2 separate regions of the Homo sapiens genome follow, and region 1 is linked to region 2. Evidence: chromatin contacts called from ENCODE Hi-C or POLR2A ChIA-PET data. All regions are on one chromosome and are shown on one strand. Each heading gives the region's core, a stretch centred on a gene start or an enhancer-like site at or near the end of the contact. The rest is flanking DNA. Distances are from core to core; before and after follow the strand shown. Region 1 overlaps ABCG1 (ATP binding cassette subfamily G member 1). Region 2 holds the start of ABCG1 (ATP binding cassette subfamily G member 1).

Region 1 (6,918 bases), core at 3,098-5,597, 57 kb after region 2:
TTTCATGTCTGATTGGTTTTATTTACTAACTTTGGCAAATAGTAATAATAGTAATAATTTCATTTACTGAAAAAATGGCAAATATCACCCTTTTCCTTAGAGCTTCTGAATTACACCTTAATGCCAGAAATTGGGGTTTGAAAAAACCTCACTTATGGCAAATTCCTGCCTGTGACAGTCACATCTAAAGGTTGAAGTTGAATCCTCAGAGTGAGGCAGGGCCAGAGAGGAGTGGAGTATTCTTGCAGGGGTGGCTGTTTCTCAGATCATCAATACACCCACAGCTCCTGGCAGCCTGTGTGGGTGCTTGGCATCTCGGAGCTGCAGAGGCCACTCAGGATGGGGCCTTCAGACCTGGGGATCCAGGGGAAGCCAGTTGACCCCAGCCTGTGCCTGGAGGAGAGAAGAGACCCGGCCGCAGGCCCACAGTCATAGTAACAAGCTGAGTAAAGTTGGAAGCTAGACATGCTTTCATTAGTCTCCGTAGATTCGCCTCTGTTTTATTCCCCATAACGTCTAGGAGGTAGGGCTAGAGAGACTGGATCCTTAGAAGCACAGTGTGTAGACTGCCTGTGGCATGCACCAGCTCCCGGGCTGCACTGATGCTCCCAGAACGGCAGGCAGCAGAGGCGCACAGTAGGTCTGCAGTGAGCCGATGAACCAGCCAGTGAATGAGTGTGCCTGGTGAGGCCGTGCCTGCCTTGCATGAGCACCTGGGAGGCTCTCAGCCTGCTCAGCAGAGAGAATTCTCCCTGGTGGAGAAGGGCCATCCACTCGGCTGAGCTGGTCCGGGCCCCAGGCCCCTCTCTGCTCCTTCCCAGGCCTGAAGTCTGCAGAGGTCCGGCCTTTGGGCAGTTGGGTGTAGCCTGAGCTACACACAGAATTGTTCAGAAGCCAACGTTACAAACCCCCACAAATCCAGGGGCTGTACATCCTGACCTCGCGGCTGCTTATAGGACCATCCCTGCCAATCTTTGTTTGGCAGGTCAAGAAAGTGCTGCCGTTACCCTTAGTATAAACACACCATCCCACGGAGGCCTGTGTGCAGCTTCCTCTTCCCAGCAGGAGCTTTCTCTGTGGAATGTCTTCCTCCCGATCGCTGCAGTGCTAGCGAGGTCCGGTCCCTTTCTGCCCCTCGGGGTCCCCGTGGCCAGTGGTTCAGCTGGGAAGATGCTGGGAGGCAAGCCCCCGTCTCTGGCTCCCCTCTCCTGCCCCGGGAGGTGGAGGAGGAGCAGGAGCCCGGCTGACGGCTTCTCCTGTCCTTGGTTCTGCAGGGAGACGGGCATGAAGGGGGCCGTCCTCATCAACGGCCTGCCCCGGGACCTGCGCTGCTTCCGGAAGGTGTCCTGCTACATCATGCAGGATGACATGCTGCTGCCGCATCTCACTGTGCAGGAGGCCATGATGGTGAGCTCCGCCCTGCCCCGCCCCACTCCGCCCCTGCCGCCTGTCCCCAGCGCCCACATTAGACACAGCACTGGCCGAGTGCCCAGCTGCGAGGGACCCAAGGGCTCTGCCACGCGGCCTGCACAGGGCCAGCAACCTCCCTCTAGCGGAGTTCTAACACCAGACTCGCTGTTGGGACAGGCAGCATCATCCCAAAACCCCCCAAGACTGTGAGTTTAATGGACCTTGTTTGGCAGGGTTGGGGTCAAGTTTCTGAGAAGGTTATTAACCCGGCTGGCTTGGGTGATCCTCTCCAGGGCAGCCACCATACTATTTCTCCTGCAGGCCAGTGCTTGGGATTCTCCTTCCTGTCAGCTATCCTTGAGTCTTTCCGTGTCTTTGGCCCAAGCACCCACTCGCCTGGTGCCTTGGTCAGGATACCAAGGGTCTATTCCTCTGACTCACCTGCCTCCCAGGTGGGAAAATGAAACCAGCAGTGGCCGAGCATCTCCTGGGTCCCAGGCCCTGAGCACATAGCTCTACACACACCAGATATGTCATCCCAAAAAAGTGGGTGGGAAATGGAGCTTCCCCCAGTGAAGCCAGGAGCCCAGGGTCACACGGCTGCTGATGGCCACACGTGGCCAGGGCTGTCTGTCTCCAAAGGCGCACCTTTAACTGCCAGCTCAGCTTCCCTGCCGTGCACCTGCTTTATCCTCACAGCCTCAGTGTCCTCATCTGCAAGACCGTATGGGGTTGGTGTAAATATTGAAAGGGAAAATACAGGGAAGGTGGGGTAGAATTCTGACATGCAGTTGGTGCCTAATCAATTCAACTTGGTCACTGTTTCTTTTCACTCCTAGTAAGCCTCCCCACAGTATCTTCACTTATGTCCTCTGTGGATAAATCCAGTATTTGGGGAAGTTTAAAAATATCTTCCCCTCTTGGGGCCACAGAAGGGTCCAGGGGATATCCTCTGCCTGGGTTTCTGGAATAGCTGGTTGTGCTCCTTGGACAGACCGCGACCCAGCCAAGTGCCATGCATCTGGGTTTCCAGGGCCTTTTTTTTTTTTTTTTGGGGACAGAGTCTCGCTCTGTCACCGAGGCTGGAATGCAGTGGCACGATCTCAGCTCACTGCAACCTCCGCCTCCCAGGTTCAAGCGATTCTTCTGCCTCAGCCTCCCAAGTAGCTGGGACTACAGGCGCCCACCACCATGCCCGGCTGATTTGTGTATTTTTGGTAGAGATGGGGTTTCACTATGTTGGCCAGGCTGGTCTTGAACTCCTGACCTCGTGATCTGCCCACCTCAGCCTCCCAAAGTGCTAGGATTACAGGTGTGAGCCACCGTGCCCGGCAGGGGCCATTTTTTTTTTTAAAGGCCCAACTCATGGCGACTGAAACCACACAGACCTAACTGTGAGCAGAGGCAACCACCAGAATCCTCCCATTAAGAGGAGATTGAAAATCAGTGTGCAGCTCCAGTTGCCAGTCATGGCTGGCTTTATGTGGGGGACTGTTTATATTTCTGCTTCCTCCTTGTTCGCTGCAAAAGAAGAGTCCCCAGGCTTCATGTCTCTCCTGGCACCCTAGGGGGCATCCTCAGCTTGATCTGCTCTGTGCTTTGGTCAGTAGATGGGGGTTCGCCTTGGTTTTCCACCTGGAGAGACCCTGACTTGGGTTGGGCAAAGCTTCTTCCCCATGGTGTCTGAGAGTGGCACGTGAAGGGCAGTGCCAAGGGGTTCTTAGCTCAGCAAAGAGAAGCAGGTTACGTTTGCAGACACATGATCTGCTCCCTAAACTTCTTTGTGGGGAAACAGAAGCAGGAACCTGTGGGGCTGTTCCCATTCGTGTTCCCTGGTCCTGCGTGTTCTGTGGGTAAGCAGACGCCATTCCCCTGGGCCCAGCATCCCTGGGCGGTGTGTGCCCCATGGAGCCCTGACTGCTGATCTGGCCTCCAAATGGATGTTCAGATGGGGCGCAGAGGACCTCTGAGGAGTTGGCGAACAGATGCTGCAAAGCAGTCGTGAAGTTTTTCTTGACCCTAATGTTCACTGTTCCATGTATGCCCTAAGTGCAAACTCCATGCACACCCTCTTGATTCCTGAACAGCTCCTGCGTCTTGGGTAGCCCGAGTTTGACTTCTCAGTAAGTTCTTGAGTGAACCCCATGGCCACATGCTCGAGACCCTTCACTGGGACCGCAGCTCAATGGCTGCATTCTCCACAGATGCGACTAGGGACTCCTGCTGTCCTCTCCCAACCTCGCCACCGAACCTGCTGTGAAATGATCTATTTTCACAATCAAATTCAGTTCGATTTTGATTCTGAGAATTTCATGAGGCCCTGGAGAAATACTCTGAGGCTATGGTACATGTTACCACTCAAGGTCCTGTCTCACACGGAGGAGATATTGGCCGCCCGTTGCGGAGTCCGGATCCCACATCAGACACAGTTGTGCATGTTTATGCTTTTCATCCTTGCAGCCAGGCAGACTGAGAAATGGCAGGCAGTGTCACATGGCAGGAGCGTGGGCCTGACCCTGTCCAGCTCTGGGGCCTGAGACCTCTTTGCCCCACACCCCGCCCCCCTCCCCGCCACCGCCCTGCATCTCACCCTCTCCTCTGATCCTCACAGCAACTTCTCTAGCTAATGAGGTGGACAGAGCTTAACCTCACCATTGTGCCAGTGAGGAAATGGAGGTTGCACGTTTGCCCAAGGCCACGGGAGGCAGGAGGGTGGAAGCAAGGCCCGTCCTGTGCATGGTGATCTACTCTGGGTTTTCCCAAGCAGGGCCAGGAGCCCAGTGCTGTGTTAGCAAACGGGATCTCAAAAAACACAACAACAACAAAACGCGGCATCCTGACGTGTCGCCCTCGTAAATTCCTGTGCTGTAAAGACTCTCCTGTGGATAAGTTCAAGCCTCAGCAGTTTAACAGGCGGTTTGTGGAATTCCTAACTCGCACCACTGGTTCCGCCCAGGCTGGTCGCCAAGCCCCTGATGCCTGGGGCTTTCTTACCTCTAAATGGCCCACATCTGACTTCTCTCCTGGGTACAGCAGAGAATTCAACTGAGATAGCAGGAAGCATCGCACATGGACTGCTCTCCTGCCATCCTACCATTGTTAAAGCAGGGGCATCGGAAGCCAAGAACTCCTTGGGTTTTCCATGATGATCAGCTAGCTGCACGGTGGCTAGTGGCACCGTGGCTAGCTGCATGGTGGCTAGTTGCACCGTGGCTAGTGGCCTTATGCCTAGCTGCACTGTGGATAGCTGCACCGTGACTAGTGGCACCGTGGCTAGCTGCACCGTGGCTAGCGGCATTGTGGCTAGCTGCACTGTGGGTAGCTGCACCGTGGCTAGTGGCACTGTGGCTAGCTGCATCTTGGCTAGCTGCACCGTGGCCTGCAGTGCGGGCATGAGGCTCACACTGCCAGTGGCCGTCTGTTCTGCTTCCACACTGTTGTCCTTGTCCCCTGCAGGTGTCGGCACATCTGAAGCTTCAGGAGAAGGATGAAGGCAGAAGGGAAATGGTAAGTGGGTTGTTTGGTGCCCACAAGTGGTCCAGAAAGTGCATGACGTGCATGTGGAAGGTGTGCCTGCCGGGGCATTTTGGCATTGGCTTTTGTTTGTTGATTTGTTTTTGCCTTGCCTTCCGTGTGTGGGACAGGCAACATTTCAGGGAGTGCTGTGGCCTGCAGCAGCCAGAGGCCAAGAAAGGCAGATCTGGTGCACACGCTCATGGCTTTGATTCTCAGATTCAGGAGTCGGAATGTAATGTGAGGGACAACAGACTTGGCACTCATGGGGCCAGAAGATGCCAGCTTCAGGGTTAGACCAAGAGTGCTGCCCTTTTAGTGTTTAATATGATCGATATTAAATTTTTTATAAGACAATAACAATGAAGATGGTTAGTCATTCGTTTAAAAATAACCACCCTCCATCCACCTACACTTGCAAGAAGAAATTTAGTTCTTACATGTTATTAACCGGCCTCTTAAAAAAGAAAATAAATACGTTTCCAGGATGATGAAGACTTTCTAATCCCTTTAGCCATTTTTTTTTTGGCTTCCTAAACCCAGGGAGCAGGGACAGATGCAGGTGGGCAGAGCCAGGGGGAGCAGCAGAAAGCCACACAGAGGAAGGAGGCCACCAGCCTGGACTCACACACCCTCCACGGGAAACCCACTGTCCTCCTCTCCACTGCAGCTAGTGCTGGTGGGATTTTCAGTGTGAGATGGAATTTGGGGAAACCCCCCTTCTATAAGATTATCTTTCTCTCCTAACACCCTTAAAGGCTCACAGTCTGGCAGCAGCTGAGAGTGGGGTTTGCCGGGTTAGTGCCAATGGCTCGACATGGCCCTTTGTGTTCTGGTATAAAATGAAGTGATTGATGGGACAGAGTCAAACATACTGAGGAACAGTCATAGCAATTCTATTTCCGGCATTTCCCCCTCTCCGGTCATCTGTAATAGCTAATATTAAGTAAATGTAAACCACTTTGGTATGGAAAAAAAGAGTTGGACAACCTTAATGCTCCTCCTCCCCCATCAACTGTGCCCTTCAAAACTCAGGATTCAGCCCGTGTCACCGGGGCTGGGGGGTGAAATGCCCGGTGCAGGTGGAAAGAGCCTAATGTCTGAGAGAAGGAAAATGACTCTTTGTTGCTACAGAAAATGTTCTGTGTGGAATTCTTTTATTCTGAGATTGAAAAGAAAATGGATGAGTGGAAACCAAAAGAGAGAAAATGTGGAAATCACATGTGTTCCTGGCCCTTCATGGGGGCAGAAGACCCAGCCTTGTGAGTTTATTGTCTAGGCTGAAAGGCGAGAGCCCCCTCTGGATAGTGTTTTCTAAACAATGTAACGTAGACACCCCCCCACAACACACACACCACCTCCCAAGCCCGAGAATGTTACTTATACCAAGTTATGGAAGATGAGTGTTATGGCCTGAATTCCCCCCAAAAGATGATATGTTAAAGCCTACACCCCAGAAACCCAGAAATGGCTGTATTTGAAGATCGGGTCTTTACAGAAGTAATGAAGTTAAAATGGGGTCATATGGGTGGGCCTCAGTCCAGTCTAACTGTGTCCCTGTAAGAAGAGGAGAGGAGGACCCAGACACACCAAGGGATGGCCCCGTGAGGACACAGGGAGGAGGCGGCATCTGCCAGCCCAGGAGAGGGGCCTCAGGAACCAACCCTGCTGCCCTCGATCTCAGACTTTGGCCTCCAGAATTGAGGCGGGAGTTTCTGTTGTGGAAACCAGCCAGTGTGGGGGACTTCGTTACAGCAGTGAACGTAACAAACGAGAGCCTTAGTTCCAGGCACACAGAAGAACATGGAGAAAAGCAGGTGTCAGAGCTGAGTCTCGGCGAAGTCTCCCATGGGAGATGAACCCAAATCAACAGAACGGGGCCCTGGGATTGAGCCAGGGCGACCTTCACTCTCCCTGTCTGAGGTCAGTTTTGCCACCCCCCAGTCCTGGGCCCTCCTTGCCATCAGCTACAGGACAAGAGGAGAGGCCGGCAAG
Region 2 (6,456 bases), core at 1,465-3,964:
TGGACACCCATGCCCAGTCTTTCTGCAGGGTCCCATTGGGGTTAACCTTCTCATTTCATCCCATGTGAACCAGGCCAGGCCCATCAGGGTTTGGCAACCCCCTGATGCAGTGGTTGCTGCCAGGTGACAGGAGCAAGCCTGCAGCTGCTGGGGGGCCATGCAGAGACAGCCTGCCAGAGGGGAGACCACCTGGGGAGGCCAGAGCCGTGGAGACAGCAAGAGACCAGGGGCTGAGGACAGAGTAGTACAGGTCTTTGGTCCCAGTAGTCCTGAAACCACTGCACTCCGAACCTTTCTGTACTTAGCTTAAGCCAGTTGGAGTTTCTGTCCTTTACAACCAAGAGCCTTGATAGGAATGGGGTCCTGTGCTACGCTACTGTTGGCTTCTTTCCCGATCGGGCGCTGGAGGGGAACACAGCAGTGACTACAGTGGGATGCTTACTCGGTGCTGGGCATGCTAGAAAGTGCTTGCCATGCCTTATTTCCCACGTGGTGGGGATTTTGACCCCACTGTACAGACAGATAAGTGAGGACCCTTTCACTTATCCTGCAACAGAAAATCCAGCAGCCAAAGCCAACAAGGGCCCAGCATAGCATCTTCCCTCTCTGACTTCATCCTCACGCTCCACACACCATCCCCCTGGCCATTCCCAGCAGCCCAGTAAGCACTGCCTCACACTTCCAGTTCCGGACCAGCCAGGATGGCCAGGCTGGATGGGGGCCATCCACCGGCTGAAGCCAATTGCCTATTCTCGAGCTGAAGGTGAATCAATCCCGCATAAATCTTCGGGCAGAGAACTGGGTGGGGGTAGAAGAGGGGGAATGTCTAGAAGGAAATTCTGGGCACATTCCTGGAAGTGAGGAGGATGGATATTGGACAGAAATTATGTCATTGCAGGCACCCTCACTTGCCCTGGCCACATGGACAGTTCCTCCCCGGCTGTGTTCCGTGCCTCCTCTCGTGCTCCAGGGCCTGTCTGTTCCTGGAGCGAGATGGGTCCCAGGGCTGGGCACCAGTCCCCATCTCCAGCCATCAGGCACTTTCCTCTCTGTGTTTTGGCGTAAACACTCCCTAGGTTTGTGGATCTGAATCCTCTTCCCAACACACTCAAGCTTTGCTGGCCTCCCTGCAGTGTATGTTTAAGGCACCACACAGCCTCCAAGGCCTGGCACCCGGGCAGTGGCACCTGGTAAACACAGCAGTCAGATTTCCTCATTTCAGCCAAGTGTAAAATCAAGGTAATGGATCTACTCTTTTTTTTTTTTTTTTTTTTTTTTTTTTTTGAGACGGAGTCTCACTCTGTCACCCCGGCTGGAGTGCAGTGGCTCAATCTCGGCTCACTGCAAGCTCCGCCTCCCAGGTTCATGCCATTCTCCTGCCTCAGCCTACATAGTAGCTGGGACTACAGGTGCCCGCCACCACACCTAGCTAATTTTTTGTATTTTTAGTAGAGACGGGGTTTCATCATGTTAGCCAGGATGGTCTCGATCTCCTGACCTCCCAAAGTGGTGGGATTACAGGTGTGAGCCACTGCGCCCGGCTGGATGACTCTTGAGACAACACCATTCAGACAAAGGCAAGGCCTCCCACTTAAACTCATAACCGTGTCTCCTTTCTCTCCTTCGATTTGAGCGGCTGAATTTGGTTACAGTCATCTGACCTGTGGGTGTGAAGTCCACCTGCCTGGCATAAAAAGCTGTGCCTCCTTTCTAGGTGAGGAGAAAGAGAGAGACCTGGCTCATCTGAGGTGTGGTTGGGAGGGGGGACCCAGGTGTGCTGGAAATGAAAAGAAATGCATTCCTGTTTTTCGTCCCAACATGCAAACAACTGAACAAAAGCATTAGGGCCTGAGACTGGGAGTAAAGAATTCCTTGTCACCATGGATACCAGGAAATGGCCCCACTTATATATAATAAGGGCTTTAGAGATGCTGGACCATCTGATATTCCAGCCTGGGGCCACATGGGAGTGTGCCCTGGTGTTATTCCTTATACAGTTCCATGAACATGGCTCTGGAAACACCTCTGTCTGCAGAAAATGAGGCTTTTCTTTTTTTGTTCGGGGGTGAACAGAGGGCAGAGGCCTGGGCATCTTCACTCAGCACCCCTTTGTAACCCAGCACTTAGCACCATGGCTGGCGCACAGCAATGTCACATGTGTGAGTGCACACGATGCCTCACTGCCAGGGGTCACCCCACACCGGTGCTGTTGGGGGCGTTGGAGTGGTTATCTCTTCTTTAGTCCTCAAGCTCCTACCTGGCAGAGAGCTGCCCAACACCGTCGGGGTGGGGTGGGCGGGAAGGGAAGAAGCAGCAGCAAGAAAGAAGCCCCCTGGCCCTCACTCTCCCTCCCTGGACGCCCCCTCTTCGACCCCATCACACAGCCGCTTGAGGCTTGGAGGCAGTGGATTTCCGAGCCTGGGAACCCCGGCGTCTGTCCGGTGTCCCCGCAGCCTCACCCGTGCTGGCCCAGCCCCCGCGAGTTCGGGACCCGGGGTTTCCGGGGTGGCAGGGGGTTCCCATGCCGCCTGCGAGGCCTCGGCTCGGGCCGCTCCCGGAACCTGCACTTCAGGGGTCCTGGTCCGCCGCCCCCAGCAGGAGCAAAACAAGAGCACGCGCACCTGCCGGCCCGCCCGCCCCCTTGGTGCCGGCCAATCGCGCGCTCGGGGCGGGGTCGGGCGCGCTGGAACCAGAGCCGGAGCCGGATCCCAGCCGGAGCCCAAGCGCAGCCCGCACCCCGCGCAGCGGCTGAGCCGGGAGCCAGCGCAGCCTCGGCCCCGCAGCTCAAGCCTCGTCCCCGCCGCCGCCGCCGCCGCCGCCGCCGCCGCCCCCGGGGCATGGCCTGTCTGATGGCCGCTTTCTCGGTCGGCACCGCCATGGTGAGTGAGCGCATCCTTCGTCCGCCGGGAACGGTTTTATTTTCAAGGAGAGCAGGAAACACACAAAGACTCGCAAGCTCGACCTGACACCCCTCCCAGGAGCGCGTCCTCTGGGCGCTGACCCAGGGCACCCTAGAGTGGCGCCCGGCTCCGATCGCTGCCCCTGCCCCTCCGCCAGGGCCACCTGGAGCCTCGGGATGCCCCTTGCACCGGCAGAGAGCACGGACTAGGTGGAGGGGCCGGGAGTGGGGCGGGGGCAGCGAGTTGCCCTACAAGTTGGACCGATGGCCTTGACCTGATGGCTTCTGGGCGGGGGGCGTGGGGAGCTGGGGACCCGGAGCGCACTGGGGACTGGGGAGGGGCCGCAGCTTGGGCCGGAGGGAAGAGGGGACTTGAAGAAGGGGAGCCCCGCGCGCGCGGCTGTGGGCTTGGGGACCGGGGACTTCTCGCGCCATCCCCAGGAACGCCAGGCAAGGTCTGGGGGAACAAAAGAGGAAGCTGCCCCCAGAGAGCCGGAGCCTGCGACTGCACTCCCGGGGACACCCTCTCCCGGACCCACTCGGGGAGGCGGCGGCGAAGGCCCGGGGAGACCCGCGAGGGGCAAGCCCGGATTCCTGCCGGCCGCCTTTCTGCGCGCGCCGGAGAGAGAGACGCGGTGGGGACAGGGATGCGCATTTCACTTCCCCGAGCTCCGGAGAGGGATGGCGGGGTGTCGGCGAGTTCACTGCTGGACACAGTTACTGTAAGTGCTGTTTCCAGGGGTGGTCAGGAATCTCCCTTTCTGGTTTTCTGGCATTAGGAACAAACAACAAACCAATCATCAGGCCCCCAGCCACCCACCTCACCTTATCCTAGCGCCCTTCATGTCTACGCCCAGCACACCAACATCGTAGAGGTAGCTAAAGTACAAATGGAAAGTCTTCCGTATTCCACGCCGTGTATCTGTGTAGTTACTACCCTGATATTACTTCCCCGAGGCTGTAAGCCCACAGTGCATGGCACGCTCCGGGGCTCACCCCGCCCCTCCCCTGTATTTCATTTTTAGCATCCTGTATTTGAAGTCAGCAGGGCTCAGCAGGATTTGACCGACAGTTACCTCTTGCCTTGAGCTCAAGAGAAAAAAAAAAAATAGCCAGGTTTCTGCGCATGCTCCGCTGTGACAACTGCATCCTATGATTCCAAACAGGTTACTGTAGAACATACGGAGCCTCGCCAGCTCATTATATAATGATTTTGTGTAAACGATAGAATGGGGCCGCAGACATGGCCAGGCGGTGGGTGGAGGAGGGGAGAGCCCGAGCGGGAGACCCGCAGGCTGACTCGCCTCTCTGGGCTGCCCTGCCTTCCCTGCGTGGCTTCTACGTAGAAGAGGCAGTGAACAAAACGGAAAAGCCGTTTCCCTCCCGGTGACACTTGCTTTTCTCTGGTTGAATCTTTGGGCAACACTTGGGAATTCTGCCTTTTGCACTTGTTCATCTATTAGGATTTCTAAATGAGGTTGACCATGGAAAATTAAGGAGGTTATTGATGTTAGTTGCAGGTAGAGAAAGTTATAGATCTTGTATTAGATGCTAGTTAACTCTTGAATTCCTTCTAGAGCTGCAAAGGTGGCTTGGTGTGGGTTTTCCTATAATGGACATGTGGAAAAATAATGAATCCGATGTTTTAAGGTACAGATTTTTAATACCAAGTTTTTAAAAAATGTTATATTATCATTTGATAATATGCCCCCGGAGCTCAACTGTCTTGTTATCACGTGGAGACAGTAACGGCTGGGCTCATTGTTTTGGAGAACATTATTTTATTTTGAAAATTATTTTCCTCTCTGAAAACTGGGTACTTTAAAAAAAGTTTAAACATTTCTATTCATGCACAGCTGTCCCACCCTGAAAGCAATAATCTGATGGTAGAAGCTAAGCAGAGTTAGGCCCCGGCTAGTCCTTGAATGAGAGACCACCTGGGAATTCTGGGGGCTGTAGGGTTAAAAGAAAAATAAATTAAAAATAAAATAAATTCTGGCCAAGTCATAAACAAAGAGCCCTTCAGAGATACCAGGATCTTAAGCTTTGCTTTTCCTTCACCTCCCTGCCCTGGGGTCCATCCTGGTGTGGACCCTCTGAGCTGTGAGTCAAAGGAGGTACTTGGGGGTGAGCCAGGCACTCGGGGGAACATGCTGGAGCCCCTGAGTTCGGTGGGCATACAAGGGGTGGCAAATGCGTCCAGTGGGAGGGTGGTATTTGGAGGTGTTCTGGGATTCCAAGTGACCCCTCAAGTGCGGTCTGGTCTCTGGCTCAGTTCAGGGTATGATGCCTTTGGTATTTTCTTCTGGGCAGTCGCCTTGGGGGCTCTTGGTCAGTGCATTTTCCTCTTATGTGCTTAGGATGCTTAGGCAGGTACCAAGGCTGGCAGCAGTGAACCAAAGAGAGAAGACAGACAGCTGCGTGCTAACTGTGCTGCTGACTGGCTCCTCCTCCTGTTTCCTGACTTCCTCCTAATGCTAGGAGAAAAAGTTTCTGTCTCTGTGTTCCTGGTGGAAATGGAGTGAATGCGGCTCACCACGGCCTGTGGGTGGCTTACTGACTGCTACAGACCCTCCCCAGCTAAACAGGCATCTCTATCTGCCCAGGATTCAAACTGCAATCACAGGCCACTCTGCTCAGCGCCCAGGAAAATATTCCCATGAACAGCAGCCAGGAACAATCCAAACAGGGTCTCTTTGGCATTCCACATCTATGAATGAACTTACTATGACGTACAATGTATTGTGCAGCACAAATCGTATGTGGCCCGGTGCGGGGGTGGGGGAAGGTCAAAGACAATGCTTCAGTAGGATAGGGAAACAGAAGAGTGAAAGGAAAAAATGAAGAGAGAAGATGCATGTGTTTTAATTTTAATGAGCTCAGGAGGCTAAGGAGAAACTCGCTGTAACCTACATTGCCGGCAGCTCTCATCGGAGGATGTGTTTCCAGAGAGCTGGTCTATTTCAGACTGACAGGCCACTGCCTCGCATCACGCAGTTTTCACGATCCTATTAATTGGGTGAGGCTGTTAGACGCTGTGGAGGAAAGGTGGTCAACTGTATGCATTGCTTTGCTGTTGGCTTATTTGGGGATGGGGCTGTATGATTTCCTTGGTGTGGATTTTCCTATAATGGACAAGGGCTGAAAGATGCCGAAACACCCACAACTCACCCGTGGAAGGCTAAGCAATAGTCAAGGGCCGTTACAGAGGCTTGTGGTCTCAGACCTGGAAGCCTCTCAGAGCAGGGCCCCAGCCTGGCCACGCCCTAATCATGGGGTCTTAAGCAATTCAGACCATGTCTCTGTGCTTCCGATACCTCCTCCGAACTGGAGATGGTCATCCCACCTCCCAGCACCCCTGTCCCTGTTAGGGTTGTGGAGGTAATAAGAGGCATAAACTATATAGGTTAGAGTTTAATAGTCACATGGTAATTGCTGGATCAATAAACACTATTGTTTATAATCACTTACCTAGCATGCACAAGCCATTATTATTTAATACTTTACATTGCAAGTACTTGATTCTGGCTTCTCTCTTTCTTACTCCCAAATCAGTT

Evidence for each region. Hi-C counts contacts between places; a loop is a spot of excess contacts on that map. ChIA-PET counts read pairs that join two places held with the same protein, here RNA polymerase II (POLR2A). Pooled maps may share reads with other maps.
Region 1: a map of adrenal gland shows a loop between it and region 2 (2.2-fold over the local background). The contact joins the enhancer-like site here to the promoter of ABCG1 in region 2. A Hi-C loop is called at or near these places in 8 of 168 maps with a recorded cell type or tissue (GM12878, adrenal gland, cardiac septum and 5 more), 1 of 37 single-sample maps with no recorded cell type and 13 of 50 pooled maps. POLR2A ChIA-PET finds 5 or more read pairs at or near these places in 2 of 52 experiments (WTC11 and common myeloid progenitor, CD34-positive).

What each region holds. Positions count from the first base shown.
Region 1 is chr21:42,272,029-42,278,946 of GRCh38, forward strand. It overlaps ABCG1 (ATP binding cassette subfamily G member 1), which reads left to right. Exons shown (of 15, transcript NM_016818.3): 4 at 1,275-1,407; 5 at 4,867-4,917. Among named protein-coding and RNA genes, the nearest start is that of TFF3, 40 kb to the right of the region's middle. RefSeq lists an enhancer at 329-498. Within about 2 kb of position 4,348, at least 4 of the 41 ENCODE cell types and tissues checked have a DNase peak (open chromatin) inside an H3K27ac peak, as active enhancers do; they include endothelial cell of umbilical vein, where a contact is called at or near this core.
Region 2 is chr21:42,216,426-42,222,881 of GRCh38, forward strand. It overlaps ABCG1 (ATP binding cassette subfamily G member 1), which reads left to right and starts at 2,715. Exons shown (of 15, transcript NM_016818.3): 1 at 2,715-2,879. The coding sequence starts at 2,838. It overlaps LOC105372814 (a long non-coding RNA gene), which reads right to left and starts at 3,845. Exons shown (of 3, transcript XR_937748.4): 1 at 3,725-3,845. It also overlaps the pseudogene RNA5SP492. RefSeq lists a silencer at 2,424-2,693 and an enhancer at 3,624-4,155.